2 separate regions of the Mus musculus genome follow, and region 1 is linked to region 2. The links are chromatin loops, found by intact Hi-C in ENCODE. Cell type or tissue: left cerebral cortex. All regions are shown on one strand. Each heading gives the region's core, and the rest is flanking DNA. Links, peaks and the distances in the headings are about the cores only.

Region 1 (2,810 bases), core at 176-2,675, 180 kb before region 2:
CACATGGAGTAAACCATGCCTCTAACCACATATGTGGCAGAGGATAGCCTTGTTGGACATCAGTGTAAAGAGAAACCCTTGGGCCTGAGTGTGTTTGATACCCCAGTGTAGGGAAATACCAGGGAGGGAAAGACAGGAGTGGGTAGGTGGGCAGGGGACCACCCTCATAGAGGCATGGAAAGGGGAATGGGATAGGGAATGTCTGAAGGGGAGATCTGGAAAGGGGGAAACATTTGAAATATACATAAAGAAATTATCCAATAAAAATTTTTCAAAAATGAATAAATAAAAGAAAATATAGCAAAATATATATGTAATGTCAATTCAGTACTATAAACAAGTGCGCAAACAAGGTAAAATGAAGGATGCTGTCAGCCCCTCAACACCCATGTGCCTCTCTATCATCACTCCTGCCTACTGCAAGGGATGCCACCTTGGTTTAGGAATCTCCTCCTCACATTAAGTAGACTCTTGATACACTGAGCTTGTTCTGCTCAACTCAGCAGCCTGGCTCACTCAAACTGTCTCCTCTCTGTCCAACAGCTTCCATTTTATATTGTAGCATAGCATGATGCATCCTTGCTCAGTAGAGCCACATATGAATCATTTATATTAAATACTTTCACATTATTTCAATGTACCTAGATTTCTCTGTTCATTAAAAAGTTGACAGTTGTCCACATTTCCCCGTTTAATTGCTGTGACTTCCCTGGAGCCTGCTTCCTCTCTGCATGGTGCTATTATTAGCTTGTGTGCTTCTAGGGCTCCAGCTCAGGTGTACACAGGTTCCCTCTGGCATGTGGGTGGGTTTATTTTGTGACCCTTTGAATCTTCTTTTCCCAATTTCACTTGCTTTAGTCACTTTAGTGTTAGCCGATGGGGTTAGGGACTTTTATGATGTTTGGTGCCTGGTCATATTTCCATTTTAATGCATACAGGTGTGCCATTCTCCGACTCTTAACAACCTTTCTCTTCATTGATTCCTAGGAACACATTCTGGGTGTGAGTCCTTTATTAGCTGTATATCTTGGCAGGAAATTATTCTATACCAAGCACTTTCCCCCTGAAAGTTGTTACCCATGGCTGTGAGCCACCAGTGAGTGCTGGGAATTCATTCCTGCTCCTCTCCTAAGCAGCCAGTGCTGTTAACTACTAAGCCACCTCTCCAGTCCATAGGTCCTGGTATTGTATGGGAGGACATTAACTAGTTCATTCCTCAAAGGAGTTTCATTTTTCCCCTCGATTTTTGTATAGCTCTCAAATTCCAAGGAGGAAAAGATTTTAAATTTCATTGTGATTATGTTGAATCATAAAATACGATATTGAATTCTCATTTTCTTTTTTTCCATTTTAATTAGGTATTTAGCTGATTTACATTTCCAATGCTATACCAAAAGTCCCCATACCCACCCACCCCCACTCCCCTACCCACCCACACCCCTTTTTGGCCCTGGCGTTCCACTGTACTGGGGCATATAAAGTTTGCGTGTCCATCCTTTCATCTTGGCTCCAAAATTTGTCTCTGTAACTCCTTCCAAGGGTGTTTTGTTCCCACTTATAAGGAGGGGCATAGTGTCCACACTTCAGTCTTCATTTTTCTTGAGTTTCATGTGTTTAGGAAATTGTATCTTATATCTTGGGTATCCTAGGTTTTGGGCTAATATCCACTTATCAGTGAGTACATATTGTGTGAGTTCCTTTGTGAATGTGTTACCTCACTCAGGATGATGCCCTCCAGGTCCATCCATTTGGCTAGGAATTTCATAAATTCATTCTTTCTAATAGCTGAGTAGTACTCCATTGTGTAAATGTACCACATTTTCTGTATCCATTCCTCTGTTGAGGGGCATCTGGGTTATTTCCAGCTTCTGGCTATTATAAATAAGGCTGCTATGAACATAGTGGAGCATGTGTCCTTCTTACCAGTTGGAGCATCTTCTGGATATATGCCCAGGAGAGGTATTGCTGGATCCTCCGGTAGTACTATGTCCAATTTTCTGAGGAACCGCCAGACGGATTTCCAGAGTGGTTGTACAAGCCTGCAATCCCACCAACAATGGAGGAGTGTTCCTCTTTCTCCATATCCACACCAGCATCTGCTGTCACCTGAATTTTTGATCTTAGCCATTCTGACTGGTGTGAGATGGAATCTCAGGGTTGTTTTGATTTGCATTTCTCTGATTATTAAGGATGTTGAACATTTCTTCAGGTGTTTCTCAGCCTTTCGGTATTCCTCAGGTGAGAATTTTTTGTTCAGCTCTGAGCCCCATCTTTTAAGGGTGCTATTTGATTTTCTGGAGTCCACCCTCTTGAGTTCTTTATATATATTGGATATTAGTCGCCTATCTGATTTAAGATAGGTAAAGATCCTTTCCCAATCTGTTGGTGGTCTTTTTGTCTTATTGACGGTGTCTTTTGCCTTGCAGAAACTTTGGAGTTTCATGAGGTCCCATTTGTCAATTCTCGATCTTACAGCACAAGCCATTGCTGTTCTGTTCAGGAATTTTTCCCCTGTGCCCATATCTTCAAGGCTTTTCCCCACTTTCTCCTCTATAAGTTTCAGTGTCTCTGGTTTTATTTGAAGTTCCTTGATCCACTTAGATTTGACCTTAGTACAAGGAGATAAGTATGGATCAATTCGCATTCTTCTACATGATAACAACCAGTTGTCCCAGCACCAATTGTTGAAAATGCTGTCTTTCTTCCACTGGATGGTTTTAGCTCCCTTGTCAAAGATCAAGTGACCATAGGTGTGCGGGTTCATTTCTGGGTCTTCAATTCTATTCCATTGGTCTACTTGTCTGTCTCTA
Region 2 (2,810 bases), core at 61-2,560:
TAGCAATGGACATAGGCATTGCCTTTGTGTGTGGAGCTGGGCTCTTTTTCCTACTACTGCCATTCCTGAAGGACTGCCCAGTGTCACCACCACCAGAAAGTGAAAGCGACATCTCAGAGGTGAGGAGACTCTTGGTTCACACACAATGGAGCAACATTCTGTTGTTCATGAATGCTACTCCCACATTTCATAGAAATACAGGTGTAGTGACAAATTGTATACACACACACACACACACACACACACACACACATACATACTCAGGTGTGAGCTTCAGAATGCTCACAGCAACTGACTGTGCGTTACCTCATGTTCAAGCAGTAGCATGAATTTGTCAACAGCAGAAAATTTCATTGTTCTTATGACTTTTGGAATTCTAGGAACTTTCAGAGGATATATAAATGCTATGTGCTTTAGAGGCACACTTGGCAGTTGGTTGTTAGGTGCTATCCATTGCTGGTGTTTGTGCCTTGTTAACTATTCTAGTGCACAGAAGGAAGATGATATCCTGGATATCCTGACAATGAAGATTAAACTTGCCCTAAGTAAATAAACCCGCCTAACCAGCAGAAAATAGCTTAAGAATAATGTCTCCCCATTTCCCCTCTATCTTTTTTTTTTTCTATCTAGTATTTGGGGACCGAATGGGTGGAAAAAATGGTGGAGAAGGAAGGATGGAAGAAGGACAAACCTACAAAGTAGCTAAATTCTAGCTACAGACTGGTGAGGGGAAATTTCCAGAAAGAGTCTGAGAGGGCTGACAGGAAGGGCAGAGGTGAGAGTGGCTCTGAGGTGTCTGCCCAGAGCTCCCAGAGCATCTGTACAAGGAGACCACTAAGGACCATTGAGACTCCATGGACAGACTGTATATCTGAGTTGGTGGGGACACAGGAGAAGCTCAGAAGAGATCATCTGTCCTCTGCTGAGGCTCTTGATTTGTCTGTGCTGTGCTGACAACAAGCAGGTGATAAGACCAAGGGCCTCAGATCAGGGCTTGAGTCTCCTTTGCTCTTAGGGAGCAGGTATCACCTGACAGGCCAAAGGCAGCTGCAGAGCTCAGCCTTGGGTAGGATCCTGTCTGAGGACACTGACTGAGGACATCCCTGGTATATGTAGCATATATAGCCACTTTTGCTTCTTTTACAACAAGGCAATAAGGAAGTGAGTATAGGGTGAATGAGGCAAGCATGGCTGAGAGAGAGAGCTCAGTGGGAAATGCAGATTTCATGTATTCAATCACCAAAGAGAACAGGTAGCTTGCATACCAGAGAGAGGAAGAACAGACCCCAGATCATTTGTGTTGTTTCTAAATGGCAGGATGTGAGGATGGAGCAGAACAAGACCAGGAAGAAAACTGCTACTGGAAAAGGTAGACTTCTGCTTTCCTGTGGTGAGATATTCCATCTGGCTGGCCCTTTAGTGACCAGGTTCATGATGAGAGGCATGTGTCCAAGGACATGATATGCAGGAAGGAAGAAGGACTTCTGGGAAGGAAAGTAGAATCAGGGAACACCCAAGTTTTGTGACAGAAAGAAGCTGTGGTTAGGCTAGGATGGGAGCTACACATGTGAGTGTTGTTCAAGGCACTGGACTGATGCTGTGCCCCTGTATAGGGATCTCCATGGTCCACCTGACAGCAGGTAGCTTCAATACTCCCATCTGTATTTCTCTTTCAGATAACTGATCCTGGGGGCATTATATGTTGTGAGTGGAATTACACAAGTTGAGGGAGGAGCAGGAAAGTGTAATGGAGAAATGAGATCCCTTTATTCCACTTTCTCACTTTCAATGTTCCTTGCACTATGATAGTTGAGCATTAGAGTCCTCACAGAGGTGTTCATAAGAGAGATGTCTCACTCCTCTGTGTTCTCATTCCTTGTCCTGTTCTTACTTAACTATCTCCAGGTTGTAGAGATGGAGGAAAAAATGTGGAAGAGACCAAGACTCCATCACAACCTATGAGAATGTAAGAAATCTTTGTCTTATGGGAATTTTCAAGCCAGATTGTGAGCTCAGGTTCTGGAGATGCTATGCAGGGTGGGATGGGAAGACAGCCCTCTTGAATGTGAGAATAAGGAATATGTGATATGGAGGCAATGAGTCACTGTATGGCTACAGGTGCCATATTTACACAGACTGATGGCTCTCTTGATCCTCTGCTTGAGGCTGATGTTTTGCCTGCTGTCTTTTGCAGTTCCACTAAGCAACTGCTCCAGGACTCCCCACCACAACCCCTGTGGAACCCTCTTCACAAAATGGATCACCTTCCTCTCTTTCAGCAGTTGTCTTACCTCAAGGTCTTGGAGCATCTTATACGAAAGGAGTTTAGTTACATATTCTGGGGCATTTCCTCTCTGTTCCCTGAGTCACTTCTGGCTACTGCCCATATCCTCAGAAGCCCTACCTTGTCAGAACAGAAAACCGTGAGGTTTTGTGATGCCTGTGGCCCTGCCCAAGCTCTAACCCAGGCTCAAGAACAACCACAGCTTTCCCAGGACCTGCCATTGCCTCTGAAACTTGTGACACCAAGTTTGGAAGGTGTGGCATGGTTCCAAGAAATGGAAATGGTCCCAAGCTCTACATCAAACCAAATGCCTTCTTGTTTCAAGAGAAGGACCTGTAGAATAGCATGTTCTACCACTGAGAGAGGGACACAGACACCACTAACAATTGAAAACCAGTCCTTGCCACATGGACTATACTGGAAAAACACCAAAGTTTCTGATATCCAAAAACAACAAGAAGCTATTTGTAAGCCCACTCAGAACTTGTCAAAGGGCACCCAGCACACTACAGGTATCAGGTCAGCA

The links. A loop is a pair of places that touch in the nucleus more often than their neighbours do. Peaks named below come from ENCODE experiments on the same cell type or tissue, not always from the same donor. Only the 100,000 strongest peaks of a DNase experiment are listed, where the experiment ranks them.
Region 1: a loop joins it to region 2, with 11 times the contacts of the local background. A loop is called at or near these places in 3 of 42 quality-filtered maps.

What each region holds. Positions count from the first base shown.
Region 1 is chr13:50,041,422-50,044,231 of GRCm38, reverse strand. All of the region lies in intron 2 of Gm30520 (a long non-coding RNA gene), which reads right to left. Among named protein-coding and RNA genes, the nearest start is that of Gm30520, 35 kb to the right of the region's middle. In left cerebral cortex, for the core only: no CTCF peak of the experiment used is centred there; no DNase peak of the experiment used is centred there.
Region 2 is chr13:49,861,254-49,864,063 of GRCm38, reverse strand. The region is part of intron 16 of Gm272; the gene reads right to left. It also overlaps the pseudogene Gm8672. Among named protein-coding and RNA genes, the nearest start is that of Gm8674, 40 kb to the left of the region's middle. In left cerebral cortex, for the core only: no CTCF peak of the experiment used is centred there; no DNase peak of the experiment used is centred there.